Linked DNA regions of Homo sapiens: all the other regions are linked to region 1. A link is a loop called in an ENCODE intact Hi-C map of the cell type or tissue named here. Cell type or tissue: dorsolateral prefrontal cortex. All regions are shown on one strand.

Region 1 (5,000 bases):
GGCTCACGCCGTCCGTCCACAGGCCTTTCCTTCCTGGTGTTGCGCTGCTGCCGGGTGCAGCCATGGCAGGCCTTTCCTCACCTGGGGCATTTTCCCTGGTGTCACATGGTCCCTGTGTCATAGTCCGTGGTTTGGCTGTCATGGTTTGGCCATGCCTGGTGTTTGAACACCGGGTTCTTCCTCTCGCAGTGTTCTACAGGACGCCGCAGCTCGTCTGCATGTGTGTGCAGTGTTCTGTTCATACATATTAAGGAAAACGGTGAAACGTTTGTTGTTGGCCTTTGAGCATTGAGGGGGATTTCCATTCTCTGACAAAGGACTTGACTTCAGCCAGCCTCCTGCCTTCCCCTTGCCCTGTCCTCACAGCCTCTTCCTCATCCCAGTTGCCTTTGAGGCAAAGTGGTGCCTCTTCCCTGGCCTCTGAGCAAGTCAGTGTCTTGGGGGCAGGGGTGAGTGGGTCTTACGTCTGCCAGGGCCGTTGAGAAGTGGTCAGTGGTCCCAGCCTGTGTGGTGACAGTGCAGGACAGTGGGAGGGACAGGCAGACAGCCAGCTGCAGCACTAACTCTCCTCCTCGTGTGTCTCCCCAGCCCGTGTCCCAGCCCACCCAGGTAACTCTGATCACGGCACCTAGTGGGGTGGAGGCCCAGCCTGTGCATGACCTCCCTGTGTCCATTCTGGCCTCCCCGACTACAGAACAGCCCACCGCCACAGTTACCATCGCCGACTCAGGCCAGGGTGATGTGCAGCCTGGCACTGTCACCTTGGTGTGCTCCAACCCACCCTGTGAGACCCACGAGACTGGCACCACCAACACGGCCACCACTACTGTTGTGGCTAACCTTGGGGGACACCCCCAGCCCACCCAAGTGCAGTTCGTCTGTGACAGACAGGAGGCAGCTGCTTCTCTTGTGACCTCGACTGTGGGCCAGCAGAATGGTAGCGTGGTCCGAGTCTGTTCGAACCCGCCCTGCGAGACCCACGAGACGGGCACCACCAACACCGCCACCACCGCCACCTCCAACATGGCCGGGCAGCATGGCTGCTCAAACCCACCCTGCGAGACCCACGAGACGGGCACCACCAACACTGCCACTACAGCCATGTCGAGCGTCGGCGCCAACCACCAGCGAGATGCCCGTCGGGCCTGTGCAGCTGGCACCCCTGCCGTGATCCGGATCAGTGTGGCCACTGGGGCGCTGGAGGCAGCCCAGGGCTCTAAGTCCCAGTGCCAAACCCGCCAGACCAGCGCGACCAGCACCACCATGACTGTGATGGCCACCGGGGCCCCGTGCTCGGCCGGCCCACTCCTTGGGCCGAGCATGGCACGGGAGCCCGGGGGCCGCAGCCCTGCTTTTGTGCAGTTGGCCCCTCTGAGCAGCAAAGTCAGGCTGAGCAGCCCAAGCATTAAGGACCTTCCTGCGGGGCGCCACAGCCATGCGGTCAGCACCGCTGCCATGACCCGTTCCAGCGTGGGTGCTGGGGAGCCCCGCATGGCACCTGTGTGCGAGAGCCTCCAGGGTGGCTCGCCCAGCACCACAGTGACTGTGACAGCCCTGGAGGCACTGCTGTGCCCCTCGGCCACCGTGACCCAAGTCTGCTCCAACCCACCATGTGAGACCCACGAGACAGGCACCACCAACACCGCCACTACCTCGAATGCAGGCAGCGCCCAGAGGGTGTGCTCCAACCCGCCATGCGAGACCCACGAGACGGGCACCACCCACACGGCCACCACCGCTACTTCAAACGGGGGCACGGGCCAGCCCGAGGGTGGGCAGCAGCCCCCTGCTGGTCGCCCCTGTGAGACACACCAGACCACTTCCACTGGCACCACCATGTCGGTCAGCGTGGGTGCCCTGCTTCCCGACGCCACTTCTTCCCACAGGACCGTGGAGTCTGGCCTAGAGGTGGCGGCGGCACCCAGCGTCACCCCCCAGGCTGGCACCGCGCTGCTGGCTCCTTTCCCAACACAGAGGGTGTGCTCCAACCCCCCCTGTGAGACCCACGAGACGGGCACCACTCACACGGCCACCACTGTCACTTCCAACATGAGTTCAAACCAAGGTAAGTGAAGGTGGCCAGCCTGGCTTTCATGGTCTCCCAGCCCCCCAGGCTGAAAGGCCAAGACAACGATGGCGGGGGTCCGTCCAGAGTCCACCAGTCAGGCTCCTTGGCACCCAATTTACCAGTGGGGAGAGCTGGGGCGTCCTGGCTGTACCTGAAGCAGACAGAGGTCTCCAGGAGCCTGTCCTGCCTTATCTGGCCCTCCCCTTGGTGGTAGAGGAAGCCTGTGGTGGTCAAGCCAAGTACAGGCCGGGGGGGCTCCTGCTGAGCAGCCGCCTGCCTGTCGCCCCCACAGACCCCCCACCTGCTGCCAGCGATCAGGGAGAGGTGGAGAGCACCCAGGGCGACAGCGTGAACATCACCAGCTCCAGTGCCATCACGACAACCGTGTCCTCCACACTGACGCGGGCTGTGACCACCGTGACGCAGTCCACACCGGTCCCGGGCCCCTCTGTGCCGGTAAGAGCCCAGGGGGCCGTGTTCTTCCCCGCCTTCCCGGCCTACGCCCGTGCAGTTCCACACTCAGACGCCAGATGTCGCTCTTGTACCAGGCATGGGGCCGCTCCTGGTCCCTTTTCCGGACCATAAAAGGGCAGCCTCGGTGCCTGCTGCGGCAGGAGGCAGGAGCCTCACCGTCCCCCGCATCTCTGGGGCGCTTTTATTTCTGGGACTGGTTCTCATCGCGTGTCACTTCACCGCAGCCTGTATAAGACATGGCGGGGGTCTGAGTGCCCATTTGTCCAGGCCAGGGTGACTGAGGACGGGTTAAACCTGACCGGGGGTCTCAAGGGCCTTTCTCCTCATGCTGGTCAGAGAACCACTGTCCCCTCCCTATTTAACATGGGCTGGAGCTGGCCCATCAAGAATGAAAACTTAGGCCCACAAGGAAAGGTGAGGGCTGGCTTGCTTCTCAGCCCTGCTGCCTGGCTCTGGCCCCTCTCCTCCCCTCTGACAGGGGCTTCTCTCCCTTTCTAGAAGATCTCATCAATGACTGAGACTGCCCCAAGGGCTCTGACTACTGAAGTCCCCATCCCGGCCAAAATAACAGTGACCATAGCCAACACAGAAACTTCTGACATGCCCTTCTCTGCTGTTGACATCCTGCAGCCCCCAGAGGAACTCCAGGTGTCGCCAGGTCCTCGCCAGCAGCTGCCGCCACGGCAGCTTCTGCAGTCGGCTTCCACAGCCCTGATGGGGGAGTCCGCCGAGGTCCTGTCAGCCTCCCAGACCCCTGAGCTCCCGGCCGCCGTGGATCTGAGCAGCACAGGGGAGCCATCTTCGGGCCAGGAGTCTGCCGGCTCTGCGGTGGTGGCCACTGTGGTGGTCCAGCCACCCCCACCCACACAGTCCGAAGTAGACCAGTTATCACTTCCCCAAGAGCTAATGGCCGAGGCCCAAGCTGGCACCACCACCCTCATGGTAACGGGGCTCACCCCCGAGGAGCTGGCAGTGACGGCTGCTGCAGAAGCAGCTGCCCAGGCCGCAGCCACGGAGGAAGCCCAGGCCCTGGCCATCCAGGCGGTGCTCCAGGCCGCGCAGCAGGCCGTCATGGGTGAGTGCCGGTGCAACCCTGGGGAAGCCGGGCCGCTCGGGGGAGCAATAGGCCGCGGAGACAGCCTGGGAAGAGGAGCCCATTTCCCTCGAGGGTGGCATGAGCCAGATGTGATGGGGAGGACGAGCACAGGGGACCCCAGGCAGGCCAAGTAGTAGAGACTGCCGTGTAGAACAGGCTGGCTGGGGTTAGCGCCTGGGAAACAGGCAGGGCCCCTCGGCCAGGGCTTAGCCTACAGTGGAGCACGGTAGGAGGTGGACGGGGTCTCTAGGACAGGCTTTGGGGGCCTCCGCCCGGGCTGCCCGCTTCTGGCCAGCCTTCCTAGTAAGTAGTGTTTCTCTCGACCCTGGAGCAGGCACCGGCGAGCCCATGGACACCTCCGAGGCAGCAGCAACCGTGACTCAGGCGGAGCTGGGGCACCTGTCGGCCGAGGGTCAGGAGGGCCAGGCCACCACCATACCCATTGTGCTGACACAGCAGGAGCTGGCTGCCCTGGTGCAGCAGCAGCAGCTGCAGGAGGCCCAGGCCCAGCAGCAGCATCACCACCTCCCCACTGAGGCCCTGGCCCCTGCCGACAGTCTCAACGACCCAGCCATTGAGAGCAATTGCCTCAATGAGCTGGCCGGCACGGTCCCCAGCACTGTGGCGCTGCTGCCCTCAACGGCCACTGAGAGTAAGCGACTGAGGGCGAATTGGTGCTGGGGTGGTGGGGGCACCCAGGGAGGTGAGGGCAGGACGGGAGGCTCGGTCTCACTTGGGAGCCAGGTTTCCCGAGTCTTTCCCGCTGACACCTTCTTTCTTCCTAGGCCTGGCTCCATCCAACACATTTGTGGCCCCCCAGCCGGTTGTGGTGGCCAGCCCAGCCAAGCTGCAGGCTGCAGCTACCCTGACCGAAGTGGCCAATGGCATCGAGTCCCTGGGTGTGGTGAGTCGGGTGTGTTGGGGCTCCTGAGTCCGTGGCCTGGGGGGCAGCACTGCCTCTAGGTGCTGAGGGCCTGATCTCGTCGCACCGATTCTGTCTTGCAGAAGCCAGACCTGCCGCCCCCACCCAGCAAAGCCCCCATGAAGAAGGAAAACCAGTGGTTTGATGTGGGAGTCATTAAGGGCACCAATGTAATGGTGACACACTATTTCCTGCCACCAGATGATGCTGTCCCATCAGACGTAAGTGTCCCCAGGTGCTGATGTCCTCAGGTGGGTGGGTCTTGGCTCCACCACCCTGAGCGGGGCTTACAGGAAACTCCTCCATCTTTGGGCCAAGCTGAGTAGCCAGGAAGCCTGAGGAAGGTGGGCAGAGACCATCCCCCCTGAAGCAGTAGAAAAGGAGAGCTTTGGTTCCTTCCCGCCAGTACCGGGCCACAGTCAGCCTCGCCACGTCCCTCC
Region 2 (5,000 bases), 400 kb after region 1:
ACACATTCTTGTACTACAAACAGTAAGTTGTCACATGTCACGGTGGGGGGGGGGGCTTTGCTCATAAACACAGAGGGTGCTGATGACATGGCATCAACACAGCTTTACACATAAAGCCCAGCTGCCACCACGTGGCCACCAAGCAGCGTGGTCTGTTCTTAGCACTCCAGAGAGGCTTGCTGGCTAAGGAGCCCTGGGAAGTCCTGCATGGGGACACCCTGGGCGGGGCGGCTCCTTGCAGAGGAGTCCCTGTCCCATGGAGGCGCAGCTGCAGCTGTGCCAAGCTGCGCAGTCCTCTCCTCTGCCCCAAGCCTGGCCCCGTGAGAGCTGCCACCTCTCGAAGCTTGGGCTGGAGCTCCCTTCTGGGCTACGGGTGCTGGGAAGGACTGGGCTGGGTTCCCTGGGTGACACTCCTTTTCGGTAGGGCAGGGAGAGGGGCTCACCAGGTTGCTGCGTTCAGTGGCTGTGGGGCCACTGAGGGGCCGCAACCAGCCATGTGGGTGGCGTCTGCAGGGCTACCCTGCTCAGTGGGTGAGCAACAGGAAGGAAGTGCAGAGGAAGAGCACATCTGGGGACTCTGCTCACCTCATCTGGGGCTGAGAGTCCATTTAGAGAGGACGGGGGTGGGCAATGCCATCAGTGATGAGCCCCCACCCCCCATTCCCCTTCCTCTCCACAGTATGTCTGGGGCCCACTGTCACCTTGGGCATCACAGCAGATGCCTTTAACCACATGTCCCCCGACTGGCAGAGCCCACGCAGGCCCAAGTGGCCAGGATGTGAAAGAAAGAACCTTCAGGCACTCTGTAACCTGCCCCGACACTGGCTCCCACTTCCTGGTACAAAGCTAATGTCCATGGGACAGATGCAGGCCCCATCTGCCGTGGTGAGCTGGGCGGGCACCAGGTGGCTTACCATGGCGAAGCCCACGTCCGCCTTCTTGAGGGCCGGCCCATCGTTGGTGCCATCCCCTGTCACAGCCACCACCTGCCGCTGCTCACCAGTGGTGCTGTCGATAATCCCTGGAAGACAGATCAGGGCAGGGCAGGGCTGGGGCCATCTGTCACCACAACCCTGTGTAGCCCTGCCCAGGGAGCTATGGGGGTAGGTTGGCTGTGAAAACCCTTTGGGATTACCCCGTCCTGACTGTCCCAATTATCTGTGCTCCCCGTCACCTGGATCATCTCCTATCCCCAAATAAGTAAGCAAATCTCACTGAGTGACAGGGCCAGGGTGGGAGGATAGGGATCTGGTTAGGGCCTGGGGACACAATCCTGGGTCCCTGGCTCTAGACCCACTGCTTCTAGAGACTCACTGTGTGACTTGGAGTGAGTCACTAGCCCTCCCCGAACCCTGGTTCCCTCATGGGCCCCTGCCCTGCTGCTCTGGGCTAATGGGACAAATGGACCCAGCTTCCTAGGCAGGCCCTGGGGACCTGTTTGGGAACCTGGCTTTTGGTGTCAGGAAGCAGACAACCTCGGGCTGGCCACCCCAGGAAAGGGGTGTGGGGGCTCGGCTACCTTTGACCAGTGTGTGCTTGTCGGTGGGAGACGACCGGGCCAGCACCCTCAGCTTGGGCCACACCTTGTCCAGCCGCTCCTGTTCTATCTGGGGAGGGGAAGCACAAGGACGCTGCAGAGCTAAGGCGGGCACGCAGGGGGCTGGGGTGAGGAGAAGGGGGGTCTGGGGTGGCAGACAGCCGGGTGCTACCTCGCCTTTCTCATTGCGGATCCGCCGGTTGAACTCCTTCCCTTCTAGGCACAGGAAGTCCTCCCCGGGCTGGATGATGCCGCATTTGGCTGCGATGGCCCGGGCCGTGTTGATGTTGTCCCCAGTCACCATGCGGACTGTGATGCCAGCACGCTGGCATTTTCGGATAGCTTCAGGGACCTAGAAGAGACAAGAGAGGTGGGCGGGGCCATCGAGGCAAGACGTATTTTGGGTTGAGGCAGTACCCCTTCCTCCATCAGATCTGCAGGTGGCCCAAGGTCCAGCAGAGGTGAGAGTAAAGCCATCCGATTCACGTGCTCAGAACACTTGTGTTAGCCTACAGTTGGGCAAAAGCATTGAACACAAAGCCTATTGTGGAATACAGTGCTGATTATCTCATGTAACTCATTGAATCCTGCACTGAAAGGGAAAAGCATGGGACTCGAAGTAAAGTTTCTGCTGAATGTGCATCACCTTTGCACCAAGTTACAAAATTGTTAAAAGTTGGGGACCACCTGCATCACATTAGATTCTGGAGAAAGAGAAAGAGGTTCCCCAGTGCTGAGTGGAAAGCGAACAGCCTGCAAGGGGTTGAGAGCGGGAAGCCAGGAGACTGGCCGGGAGGTGGTGGCATTGTCCCAGTGGTGGGGGGACAGGGAAGACAGTTCCCAAATGAAGAGGTATGTGGCTCTTCAGGCTCGGGGACAGAGAGACAGGGTCAGGCAGCTGATGCCACTGAGGTAGACGGGCAGGGGGAGAGGAGAAGAGGAGCCAGGTTCAGAGTTTGGGAACCTGAATGAGGAGGTCAAGCCTAGGCAGTGGGGCTTGTGAGCACCGTCGGGTAAGTGTAGAAGCCTAGGTGTGGCCGAGCCGCCAGGCCTGGGGAGCCTGCGGCGGTGGGGAGTAGACACGCAGGAGTGGGAGCCAGGGGTAGGGCAGCCGGGAGACACCAGGGGAGGACATTGACCTGGGAGTCCCTGAATCCTGGCGCCCCCTGAGGCCATGGGCAGGGGGGCTGTGATCTTTGCCAGGGAGACAGCTGGGGGCCCCACTCTAAGCTGTGACAGGGTGATCCAATGGTTCCTGCAGCATATACCACTAAGTGGCCTCACTGCCAGCCTCGGGGACACTTCGTACTCTCTGAGGATCTTGGGGTGCTGGATAACAAGATCACGAGCCACAAGAAGACAATTCTCCTTTGAGCCAGCGAATGCCTGTCCCTGAAAAGTCTGGAAGCCACCCCTCTGCTGCCACCAAGTGGCCGTGACGAGCCTGAAAACCAGCAGCTGCGAACCCAGGCCTCCTCCCTCCTCAGGCCCAGTGTGTGTAGCCCAGTTCCTTCCCCATGGCCCCAAAGGGCCAGGCCAGGCTGTCCTTCCTCGCCTGCTCAGCCCTGCTCCCTGCCTTCTCCCCAAGGCCCCACAGCACAGCAGCCAGCCAGGTGTCTGGAGAAGTTGCCAGTGCCCCCGGCCGGCCCAGCTCCAGCATCAATACCACCCCAGCCACAGGCTTCCTATGGCTCCCCAGGGCCCAGCCTCACGGGCCCTCCTCTGGCTGCAGCCGTGCCGCATCTCCAAGCACCCTGGCGGTTTCAGTGAGGCCCTTGTGTCCTACTGCCTGTTGCCGGCACCCAGGACTTCGCTGGGCCTTCTGTGCGTCCTCCTCAGCCACCACCAGGCTGGCCAGTCTTTGTGGGGGTCTGCCCAGCCTCCGCAGCCTGGCCCTGTCACTGTGGTCTACCCCTTGGACTCTCTCTCAGCCACTCTTAAGCTGGAAAGGAGCTGTCCCTATTCCCCAGGCCCCTCTGGCAAGATTCCTTCCTCTGCTCTGTGCTTCAGTTGCTCCCTGGTCCAACAGAGGGACTCGATGGCTCCTGTCCCCAAGTGTGGCCTTGCTTCGCCTCACCAGCACCCTCTCCTTCTGCTCTCCCAGGCTCAGTGGGGCCCGGGACTCATGCCGCTGCCCGCCTTTGCGGGGCCCATTTCCCTCGCTGGACTTCTGTCCCCTGTCCTCCGCTACCACCCATTTTCTCCCAGGGCAAGCTCGAGGTGCTCCCTCTCTGGGCGCAGTGACCATGTTCTCCTCGGGGCACGGGGCTGCTCTGTTGACATGAGCCATGGCTGGCGTTTAGACGCACTGTCTTTGAATTGAGTGTTTTTGCTACATGATCCAATACATGAATGCCTGTCTCCCGAAGGAGAGCCCAGAAGCTTCTCCTCCCAGGTTGCACCTGCACCCCCAGGGTGGCTCCTACAAAGACAAGTTGTCAGGGTCACAGTGGCCCTGCTTGTGACACAGGTGGGTGCCATGCAGAGGCCCTGGGGAGACAGAGGGGCACCCCATGCCTTGCATTCTCCCTCCGGGGCCGGCCATCCTCCACACTCTCCAGGGTCTGGGATCTTTCAACAACAAAGTGACTTCCCAGTGTCAAGGCCATGGCATCTGCCACGCGGCCCTCGAGGTCCCCTCATCTGGACTCCCCTGGTGGCATCGTCCATATGGGGATATGCTTCTGGGCTCCCTTTCCCGCCAGGACCTTTGCTGTGAGCTCGCCACAGGACGTCCTGACCGTAGAGTAGCCCCAGCCAAACCCTCAACCAATAAACGCCCACCCTGTGCCCCAAACCTGTGTCCCCTCAGGCTTCAGCACCACCTCCAGTCCATCGGTCCTGGGTGGATCAGATCCCAAATGTCGACGGTCTCTCCGCCACTGCCACCTTCTCACCTGGTAGAAGGTGGAGCCTGAGCTGGGCCCATAGGTCAAGCGGGAAGGGCTTTCCAGCAGGCAGGACAGAGCCTTTGTGCGGGTGTCAGGGTGAGAGCACCCAGGACGGGGCTCAAGTGTACTACGGAGGGACCGCAGCAGCTGTGTGTGAAGGAAGGCCGCCCCTACCAGTCCGGACAAGCTCGGGCAGAGGGCACAGTTACCAGGGCAGCTCACAGAGAAGGTGGTGGCTACCTCGGGCCGCACAGGGTCCTCAATGCCCACGACAGCTATGCAGGTGAGGTCACCCACGACCTCATTCTCGTTGTCCCAGTCGGGCTCCTGGCCTGCAGAGAAGTCCCGGTAGGCGATGCAGATGGTGCGGAGGCCATCGCAAGCCATCGGCTCGATGATCTTCCTCACCATGTCGTCCCGGTCCCGAGGCCGAAAGCCCCGGAGTTCGCCATTGCTGTTCAAGATGTTGGTGCACCTAGGCAGGGGGTGGGCAGAGATGAGGTGGAGGTGGGGAGAGAACAACAAGGAACAGCGCTGGTCACACTGGATTGGGGGCTTAGTCAAGGACTGGG
Region 3 (5,000 bases), 340 kb after region 1:
AAAGTGCTGGGATTACAGGCATGAGCCACTGTGCACGGCCAGTCCAAAATATCTTAATAAAGTATGCTTATTTCTAGGAGAAAACGATCTTAGGAAAAGGTCTTTATCCAAAAGGACAAGAATTCTCTTGGTTTCCTCAGCTCAGGGGAGAGGCCTGAGTAGAGAAAACAGAAAGGACAAGGGCAAGATGCCCCAAAGGGGTAAGTGCCCTCCTGGCTCGTCTTGGCCTCTGGCCCCGGCAAGAATCACACACTTCCCTCAGGAGACCAGCCTTACTCACTCCCACAGAAGCCCGGACGGAAGCAGGCTGCCCTTAGGGGAATGCTGTGTTTTTAATCCATAAAATGCCAAAAAGCTGGGAGAAAATAAGGCCCTGCCAGAGCTGTGGACACAGCCCGCAGTCCCCGGAGGCTGTGGGGAGAGCTGGGTACGTCCCCCTGGGGATGGGGGGCACGCTGTATTCCTGAGGAGGCACCTGCCTGTCTGCCTGCTGAGGTTTCTGAAGGCAGGACATTTGCTGAGCCTGGCAGGACTGAAGGCACTCTTACCCCAGCTGCCTTCTGCCCTGGGGGCACAAGGTGTGGGGGCCAGAGGTCTGAGGGGGTCCGGTAGACGCTGGTGGGGCCCAGAGAGGACAGCGCTTCCCAATCCCAGAGGGTCTTTAGCCTCAGCAAGGAAGGGGCTGAGCCTGCCCTCAGAAAAGGGCGACCCCATTGGCAGGCATCAAAAAGCCCAGGCAAAGATGGGGCCCCTCTCACCCCCTCACCCTGGCACAAGTTCTGCCTGCCCCGGCCCGGGGGGGTGGGGGGTGGGAAGGGAGGGAAGGGAGGTCAGGTCACCTCCTCTCCATTCCAGTCCATTCCAGCCCCAAGGATGGGGAGGGGAGGCCCATGGGATGTGAGTCTGGGCTGAATTTTAATAACTGAAAAGGACCAGAAAAGTTAATGATCGGGGTGGGGGAGGTGTCAGAACACAGTGACTGGCGTAAACAAGCCCTGTCATGAGTTCCACCAACAGGAATGGTCTGGAATGGCCGGCACAGCCCCAGGAAGTGCTGGAGGGGCTGCAGACCCAGGTGTGATCACCCCGCTAGGCTGTGTTGCCCAAGCTGGGGCCAGGCCTCCAGGGCGCCTCCTCACCCTGTCCCCTCCAGATGGGGCAGAGCAGGGAGCAGCCGAGCAAGGACATGCGTTTGAGGACAAGTGGGCAGTACAGACATTTCCCACTCACTGAGGCTAGGAGGCTGGGCTGGGAGCGCCCCGGGGTGAACAGAAAGCACTGGGCTGTGAGGGAGTCCTTGAGCAGACTGGGTCCAACAGGAAGGCTGCAGCGGTGGAACCCCGAGCTCAGCCCTGCTAGTGATTTTCTAGGCTCTGTTGTGCTGTGCCAGCTCCGGACCTGTCAGGAAGCCACCCTTTGCTCTTTCTCTGGCCAGAAGAGAAGAAGGCTCTCCAGTCCTGATGGCCTAGGTCCAGCGCCCAGGCCAAGGGCGCCCCCACAGACAGGTGCTGACTCTAGCATTTGTCCATCTGGCCCGCGTAGCCGCCCTCCGGTGTCTTTAGATCCGTGGCCTTTTCTCCGTGGTGGGCGGGTCTCCAGGGCAGTCTGTCCCCTTCCTCGCGTGGCGGCCTGCTGCACACCAGCGGCAGCAGCATCCCGTCGCGGCAAATGGCTGCCGCGCAACAGGCTGCCTGGTGGCTGAGCGGAAACCATGGCAACGGGAAGCAGGGAGGATATTCCCGTCACCCTCTGGAAAGGGCAGCCTATTTCTGGGACCCGAGCCCAGTTCTTCACTAGTTGTGTATTTTGCTGTGAATTTCGATGCTGGAGACACGGCGTGGAGGGTGCGGGGCTGAGGCAGGGAGGGGGAGTGACCGCCCCCCGCCGCAACCCCGGGCCCGGAGGAGACCCAGCTCCGAGCTCAGCCCCGCCGGATCAGACCCCTCTCCAGCCACACCAGGGGAGGGCGGGCGCTTTGGGGGGCACTGGGGCGGGGTCTGCTTCCCAGTCCTCAACAGAGGGGACCTTTTGGAGCGCCTTGGCCGGGGACTGCCTGGGGCTCCCAGCAGCAGGGGGATGGGGTGGGGGTGGCGAGCTTAGTTCGCCGGACTCAGCGTCAAGCGAGCCCCCGCCGTGCGTGCACACGCGCTCGCGCACCTCCCCGCACGCGCACGCTGGAGCGGTGTGGCTTTTGGTGTAGACGGCTCTGCCCCCTAGCGGCAGCTGCGGTCAGCATGCGGGGCTCCTTCCAGGGAGGGCTTCGGAGAGGAAGGAGAAGGGGTCCAGGGAGGGAATCGCAGGCTGGGCTTGGGGCGGAAGATCCCAGGAGGGGCTCGCGGCGGCCCGCTGCCCCGGCAGCTCCTTTTCACCCGCCACCCTCGTCCTGGGTGACCTCAGTCCCTCTTATGCCTGTCCAGACCTTTCCCTTAGGGGACAACCCCCAGGAAGACATAGGCCCCTCAAACTCCACATGTCACAATGGAGCGCTTCTGCTTCCCACACCCGTTCCTCATCTCGGAGACTGGCACCTTCACCCACCTGGTTGGCCCAGACTTGGGAGAGCTCCTTGATATCTCCTCTTCCTCCTCCCCAACATCCACCTCCTCACTGATCCTGGGGATTCTCCATCCCAAATAGCTTTGAAATAATCCACTTCTGGTAGGCAGAATTTCGGCCCCCATGACCTTCATCCCCGTGTCACGCCCGTGAGTATGTTACATTACATGGCCAAAGGGACTTTGCCGATGTGATTTGGGCTACTCATCAGTTGACCTTAACATAGGGAGAGGAGCTCATACAAGCAGAGCTTCACTGGCCAAGGCCAGAAGCCGAAGTCAGAAAGATGCAGAGATGATGGGAAGAGCTCTTGGCATCATTGATGGCGGGAAGGTGAAACTAGGGCCTATAGCTCCAAGGAACTGAATTCTGCCAACACCTGAATGAGCCCAGTCCACCTGACACCTTCTTTTGTTGGTTTGTCTTTATTTTGAGTTGTGATAGATTCACAGGAAGTTCTAAAGACAGTGCAGGGAGGTCCCATGTACCCTTCACCCAGTTTCCCCATTTAAAGTATACATGCCAGGCATGGTGCCTCATGCCTGTAATCCCAGCACTTTGAGAGGCCATGATGGGTGGGTCACTTGAGTCCAGGAGTTCGAGACCTGGCAAACTGCCTTTACAAAAAAAATTTTAAAGTGTACAATGCAATACTTTAAAAAATATTCATAGAGTTATGTCACCATCACCACGATCTCATTCCAGAACGTTTTCATCATCCCCACCAGGAACCCTGTATCAACTAAGCACTAACTCCTCATTCTCCTCTCCCCCTAAGTCCTGGCAACCATTCGTCTTCCTTTCTATGGATTTGCCTGTTCCAATCTGTCATAGAAATGGACTCATATAATTTTGTGGCCTTTTGTATCTGGCTTCTTTGGCTTGGCATAATGTTTCCAAGGTTCACCAACACTGCAGCATGGACCAGTGTTTCATTGCTTTTGGGGGCTGAATAATGTTCCGTTGCCTGGATATGCCACATTTTGTTTATTCATCTATTGATGGACATTTGAGTTGTTTCTGCTTTTTGGCTATTATGAATAAATCTGCTATGAACATTCGTGCACATGATCTGGTGTGGGCATATGCTTTCAGTTCTCTTGGCTGTATAGCTAGGAGTGAAATTGCTAGGTCACATGGTTACTCTATGTTTAACCTTTGGAGGAACTGCCAGACTGTTTTCCCAAATGGCTATAACCATTGAACATCTTACTAGCAATGTATGAGGGTTCTGATTTCTCCACATCCTCTCCAAACAGACACTTGTTATTTTCCATTTTAATTTTATTATAGTCATCCTAACACGTGTGAATTTTATCTTATTCAAGTTTTTTTTTTTCTTTTTTGAGACAGAGCCTCACTCTGTCGCCCAGGCTGGAGTGCAGTGGCACAATCTCAGCTCACTGCAACCTCTGCCTCCCGGGTTCAAGTGATTCTCCTGCTTCAGCCTCCTGAATAGCTAGGATTACAGGCACCCACCACCACGTCCGGCTAATTTTTGTATTTTTGGGAGACACGGGGTTTCACCATGTTGGCCAGGCTGGTGTTGAACTCCTGACCTAAGGTGATCCACCTGCCTCAGCCTCCCAAAGTGCTCGGATTACAGGCATGAGCCACTGTGCCCAGCCTCATTCTAGTTTTGATTTGCATTTTCTAGTGATCTGCATCACTAATGACTAGTGATGTTGACCATTTTTTCATGTCCTCATGGCACATTGTATATAGTCTTTTGAGAAATGTCCATTTAGATTCTTTACCCAACTTTTTTTTCTTTTCAAGCAAATGAATACTTTGATTAACATGGTAAGTTTTAAAAAAAACATGGTAGGGTTTTGACCTCAAATATTTATCAGGTCTGCTACTTAAATGAACTTATAGCTGGACAATGTATGAACATTGAAGATGCCTCTTCCACTCCAGTTTAGGGTCCAATGTACAGTTCCACACTCTCATCCCCCAGCCCCTCAAGAGTCTTTGCAAATCTCTTTCATTTTATGCCGAGTCCCCGAAATGCATCAGGGTATTACATCAACTTGTACAGAATATCAAGATCTCATCCTCTAGTTCAGGTTCCATGTCAGATAAAGCTGAATTAGGTTGTCCAAACAAACTCACTAGACAGGTTATATCAGATAGTGTACCACATAAAATTTAAATTTTGAACAAAATGTGTCTCTCCTCCTTTGGTCTTACACAGAAATTAAAGTCCTCAAATACAGATAATACTCTCCATTCTCCAGCTCTTCTCCAGATTCATGGGTCCCAGCCAGGTCGGCCCATCCACATTCCCAGCTGAAGTCTGGTCCTTTCTTCAGTAGTTGCTGTATGGAGTCATCTTCTAGAATCATTGCGGCTCCTTCAGCCCCTCCAGAGCTGGAGAACTCCAACAATGAGGCTCATGTGTCACACACAGATCCAAAGTTCCAGGGAGCTATCAGATCACA
Region 4 (5,000 bases), 410 kb after region 1:
CGGAGGGTGGCCCTCACCTGAGAGCAGCATGGGATCTTTGTCAGCTGACTTGCGCACGTGGTCAGACTCGCCCGTCAGGGAGCTCTCGTCGATCTTGAGGTCATTGGCCTGGATGAGCACGCCGTCGGCTGGCAGCAGGTCGCCTAGAGCACCGGGAAGCAGAGGCCTTTCTCCCCACCGCCTCCTCCCGGCTGCCCCAGGGGAGGTCCCGTCAGGTGCCATGGGCCGCCTGGGAAAGGGACTCAGGAGCCCTCCTCCTTCTGGGGAACGAGGACATTTGCATCCTTTGTAGGGGGGAAAGCCCGCCGTGGAGGCTGTGGGGACAGTTGATTCTTCGGGGGCCTGCTGTGTCTGAAACCACTCTGCCCTGCCCCGTGTTCCCCCACCTCCCCCACCCCCGCCACCTCCCGCCTCCTAAGGCAGGTGACGACACGCAGGCCACCGGGGAGAACCTGTGCTGGGGGTCTCCTCTGGCTCACCCTCCCCAGAAGCAGGAGCCGAGCTTCCTTGACAGGGTGGGTGAAGACCAGGGCACTCACCGTACTTGACCTGGGCAATGTCCCCCACCACCAGCGCAGCCACGGGGACCTGGAGGAGCTGCCCGTTCCGGATGACCGTGAACTTCTGCTCCTGCTCAATTCGGCTCTGCAGGCCTCGGAACTGCTTCTCCTTGCTCCAGTCATTGAAGGCCGTGACCAGCACCACACAGATGACGGACAGCAGGATGGCAGCCCCCTCGATCCAGCCAGCTTCGGCCTCGCCCTCATCTTCTGCGCCTCCCGACACATTCCCACAGGCTGTGCGGAGGACAGAAGGGAAGCAGTGGAGGAGACATCACCATCCTGTGACCGTCCCTCATCTCAAGCCCCATTCCTCTTCCTCCTTCCAGCCCAGGCCCCCGGGCCTTACCTTCACTCTCCTCTCCTGGCGGCGCATAGAACGAGAGGCCCAGAGAGACGATGGCAGCCACCTCCAGGATGATGAGGGTCACGTCCTGCAGGGCCTCCCACACCAGCTGCAGGAAGGTCTTGGGTTGCTTTGGGGGGATGAAGTTCTGCCCGTAGATCTGCCTGCGCTTCTCCAGGTCATTGGTGTTGTCCGCCAGGCCTGCATGGTGCCCCGGAAGCACAGAAGGGGAGGATGGGATGGGACGGGTCGGCCTTGTGTGTCCCAGGCCTCCTATGTGGCCCTGACTGACTGCTCCTGGGGTGGCAGCAGCCCTCTGGGGCCGTCTGGCCAGCGCCTGGCTCTCCCTCTAGACAGGAGCCTTTCTGCAGACTGCTGGGGGTGTGCACGTGGGAGTGAGCATGCGGCTCTCTGGCTGCTGTCATGGGGAGTCCCTAGCCATCCTCCTCCTGACACACAGATGACAAAACAGGCCAGGAGGCTCCTGGACTCCAGCGGGTCCCAGGTCCCTGTGCTTTCCTGGCCACCTCCACACTACCGCTGAGGGGGCACTGGAAGGCAGGGGACAGGACCCAACAAGGGGGCACAGAGGGGACCCAGCAGGGTATGTCCAGGTCAACAAGGGTTGCTAGGAGACAGGACAGAAGAGTATAGCCAATGGTCCCCTGGGGAGGAGAGCGAGTGTCCAGGGGACTTTAGTGGAGACATGGGGAGGGCCACCAATCAGGGGAGGCTGGGATGGCACCAGATGCCAAAGACTAGGCCAGGGCTCTGTGCCTGTCAGGAAACACCTCTCTAGCTCCCAGCCTATGAATTCCCTGAGCAGGCTTGTCACCAACACCCCCCTCCCCAGCTCTGTAAGATGGGGCCAGCCGGTCCCAAAGACTGGCAGTGTCACACAGCCCAACCTGTGGGGGCAGGGACAGCCTGCAAAGAGGGTGGGCAGGGCCCGAGGGATTGGGGCATGAGCACGGCCAGTGCCGAGGAATCAGCAGTCTCCAGGGTGCCTGTGGCTGCTGGCAACAGGGAGCGGAGGCTTACTTTCCAGAAGTTTCTCGGGGAAGAAGCAGTGGGGAGGGAGCATGAGAGCTAATGGGAGATGCAAGTTCTTGGGTCCAGAGACCCAAAGAAGAAGAACGGTGTCACGCGAGGAGAGAGAGAGGCACGGGAATGGGAGTGGGTTCCTGGTGGGGAACAGGCGGGGAGAAGCCAAACCGGAGTCACGGTGCTGAGGGAGGGGACTGGGAAGTCTTCAAGCCTTTTCTGGGCTGCATGGCCTCGCAGGGGTCGGGGAGACACTGCCCACCCTGGGCTGCTCATCAGCTGCTCTCTGCAGGGTGCAGACAAGGCCACTGAGGCCGGAGGTGGAGAGGGCCCTGTAACCATGAGTCAGAGCTCTGGCCTGTGGCCCAGGTCAGGACAGAACCTACGCTGCCCGACAGGACCCGGTGAGCACAGGGCCCTCAGGACCCAGCAGCCTTGGTTCTAATGCAACTCCAGCACCAACTTTGATCCCTCAGCCAGGGCTCACAGCTTGTCTACATGGCGACTTGAATGACACCCAAAGCCACTCAGAAGCCCCCAAATTGGCTTTGCCTTCACAATCAGAGCCACCTGTCCCTATCCAATTCTGTCACTTGTCATCCTTGAGGACGCTTACTTCTCAGTCTTCCTTGGCCTGAAGGTACTGGAAGCTTACGTGCGTGACTGGCATCCGGGCCTGGACACCCACTCAGCCACCTTCTACCGGGGCAGGCATGTGGGATGACACCCTCCTCTGGCCCCACCCTTGGCCCCAGGATTCTCAGCCCCGGCTGATCCCGAGGAGCCCTCCCGGGCGCTCACCCGGCGCCCAGTGCTGTCGCGGCCGTGACCAGACCCACACTGACACCTGGTGGACAGACAGCAGCTTGCAGCTCCCAGCCCTGGGCAGCTGGGCTCACGCCTGCCATCTGCTGCAGGGACGGGATGACCAGAGAGCCCAGCCCCAGCCCATGGGGCACTCACAGTGGGTCTGGGAAGGCACACAAGACCCTCCAGATGACTGGAGAACAGGCGCATGCTAACCTTGGGGCTTCTGAGGAGGGGCAGGGGTAGCCCTGGCCGCAGTGGAACAGAAGCTGCCGCCCGCACAACCGTGGCTCATTCACCCCAGCTAGGCGACGGCCACATGGCGTCCTCCCCACCCAGAAGAGCCGCAGCTGTCCGTGCCTCTCTGCCCCTGGCTCAGGTTTCTTCAGGAGCCAAAGGCCTCTTGCTGAGGCCCGAGCCTGCCCCAATCGGGAGCCTGGGGTTAACGCACGACCTCAGCTCCTGGGTGGTGGGGAGGGGGCTGGGGACCAGGGACCCAACTGAGGGGTGTGCACCTCGCTCTGGACTGGGACTGTCTCCTGGAATTACAGGAGCTAAGCCAGGTGGGGACAGTACTAGGGAGTACAAGACCCCCCAAGTGACTTAAGAAGAAGCACGTGCTAACCGTGGGGCTTCTGCGGAGGGAGAGGAGCAGGGGAGGGCTCCCCAGACACCTGGGGTCTCCACTGCCCTTAGCCTGGAGCCTCCATGCGAGTCTCTCTCCTGCCTGCCCCTCCTCACATGCCCAGTTTGTCCCTGAGAGCAGCCGGGACCCCTGGCCCATTCCCCAGGAGCTCCCTCGCCCTCGCCAGCCTCTCCCTTGGCCTTGACCTGCCCTTGCAGCTGTAGCCTTGCTCGTTTCTCCTTAGCCTTCCTGTGGGCTCGGGGTCCCGACGGCTGCCCCACTGCAGCACCCATTGACGGGGAGGAGGAACACAGCTGCGGCCCCTCTGGCTCTGAGCACATGCTTCCCCAGCAGGCCCGAGGGCAGTCCAGGTCCAGGGCATGGGGGCAGGGGCTGGCCGGTTGGCATGGACACAGATGGGCGGCCTGCCCGGAGCAGAGGCCAGATGCCATCAGAATTGGATTAGGAGCATCTCGTGTCGGCTCCCAGCGAATCCGCCCCCTCCTTTCCAGAACTGCCTGTGGAGCCCAGAGGGGCACTGGGCGGGGCCAGGTTCCCGGGCGAACCCACCTCTGAGTTCAGCCTGAGACCCAGGTTTCCTGACAACAGCAGCGCGGTTTCCAGGATGGGTTCTGGAATCCTCTTGGAGTGCTCCCAAGACAGGGAGGGCAGTGGATTGATGAGTGTACCGCCAGAAGATAAAGTCCCCTTCCCGCAATGCACTATGCGCCATAAAGCACCTGCCCCACGGGGGAGTGCCTGCCTCCTGGGCAGCCCCACGTCTGCCCACCTTGTCAGGGGATTGGCATGGGGCTTGGGGCACAACAAAGCCAGCTGCCCCCGTGGCTCAGGCCCTTGTGTCTGAGGAGGACTGAGGGGCAGGCAGGTCTGAGCACCAGGGTCCGGGTGCACGGCCGGGCTAGGGGATGCGGGGAGCGAGTCACCCGCTCCTGGCACCCAGACAGCTCAAGCCCGACAGCTCCAGCCCGAGGACCTTGAGGGTTGAAGAGGGGAGGGGCCGGTCCTCTGCTGCTCATTCTGTGGGCAGCAGATCCAGGCCTGGCCGGCTCCCTGCACTGTGGCCTTGGGGACCCAGGTGCTTGGAAGCCCGTCAGAGGCCAAGCCACCCACCTGTGCACCTGCCCTTCTCCGTGCCCCTGCCTCCACAGGCACGCAAGAGCTCCTGAGCTCCATGGCAGAATCGGGCAGGTTCCCAGGGGCCTTGACATTTTAAATATTTAACAAGGCCTGGCAGACAGGGGAAGAGCAGACAGCTGAGGCCCATCTGCTTCCTTTGATCTGGGAGAGGCCAGAGCTCTTGTGGATAAATGGCCCTCCACAGCCTCCTCGGGGGCTGGGCAAGGAGGAGGGAAGGCAAGAGATGCTCGGGAGCAGAGCCAAGGCATCAGCCCCAGCAGCAGCTGCACCGTGAGGGCGTGTGCGGCGGCGAGGCCGGGTGTCACGGGCGCATCAGCTCCAGGGCACAAAGCTAGGGAGACCCAGGCAGACCCTGGAGTTCCTGACCTGGCCCGCAGCCCCCCTCCTCCATCTTCACTCCTCCCTGCAGCCTGAGTGCCACCTGCAGACAGACGGGGCCGAGGCCGGAGCCACAAGAGAA

The links. Peaks named below come from ENCODE experiments on the same cell type or tissue, not always from the same donor. Only the 100,000 strongest peaks of a DNase experiment are listed, where the experiment ranks them.
Region 2: it touches region 1 in a loop (2.9-fold over the local background); 12 of 110 quality-filtered maps call a loop at or near these places.
Region 3: a loop joins it to region 1, with 2.6 times the contacts of the local background. A loop is called at or near these places in 4 of 110 quality-filtered maps.
Region 4: it touches region 1 in a loop (2.7-fold over the local background); 18 of 110 quality-filtered maps call a loop at or near these places.

What each region holds. Positions count from the first base shown.
Region 1 is chrX:153,951,131-153,956,130 of GRCh38, reverse strand. HCFC1 (host cell factor C1) reads left to right here. Exons shown (of 26, transcript NM_005334.3): 17 at 589-2,065; 18 at 2,361-2,524; 19 at 3,173-3,617; 20 at 3,973-4,290; 21 at 4,424-4,542; 22 at 4,644-4,781. Among named protein-coding and RNA genes, the nearest start is that of RENBP, 9.0 kb to the right of the region's middle. RefSeq lists an enhancer at 2,439-2,678. In dorsolateral prefrontal cortex, CTCF peaks have their summits at 2,363 and 2,596 (motif pointing right); a DNase peak (open chromatin) is centred at 2,600; H3K27ac peaks cover 1,682 bases; H3K27me3 peaks cover 3,036 bases.
Region 2 is chrX:153,552,938-153,557,937 of GRCh38, reverse strand. ATP2B3 (ATPase plasma membrane Ca2+ transporting 3) reads right to left here. Exons shown (of 22, transcript NM_001001344.3): 13 at 4,669-4,903; 14 at 1,710-1,889; 15 at 1,520-1,607; 16 at 915-1,021. Among named protein-coding and RNA genes, the nearest start is that of ATP2B3, 38 kb to the right of the region's middle. In dorsolateral prefrontal cortex, CTCF peaks have their summits at 2,794 and 2,993 (motif pointing left); DNase peaks (open chromatin) are centred at 117, 1,866 and 2,957; H3K27ac peaks cover 3,519 bases; H3K27me3 peaks cover 4,446 bases.
Region 3 is chrX:153,607,226-153,612,225 of GRCh38, reverse strand. It overlaps the pseudogene MRFAP1P1. Among named protein-coding and RNA genes, the nearest start is that of CCNQ, 11 kb to the right of the region's middle. RefSeq lists a silencer at 2,138-2,247. In dorsolateral prefrontal cortex, CTCF peaks have their summits at 2,003 and 2,211 (motif pointing left); DNase peaks (open chromatin) are centred at 1,298, 1,625 and 2,185; H3K4me3 peaks cover 1,419 bases; H3K27ac peaks cover 2,162 bases; H3K27me3 peaks cover 3,857 bases.
Region 4 is chrX:153,537,466-153,542,465 of GRCh38, reverse strand. It overlaps ATP2B3 (ATPase plasma membrane Ca2+ transporting 3), which reads right to left. Exons shown (of 22, transcript NM_001001344.3): 4 at 910-1,107; 5 at 540-797; 6 at 18-143. Among named protein-coding and RNA genes, the nearest start is that of ATP2B3, 22 kb to the right of the region's middle. In dorsolateral prefrontal cortex, a CTCF peak has its summit at 2,806 (motif pointing left); DNase peaks (open chromatin) are centred at 2,805 and 3,805; H3K27ac peaks cover 685 bases; H3K27me3 peaks cover 4,082 bases.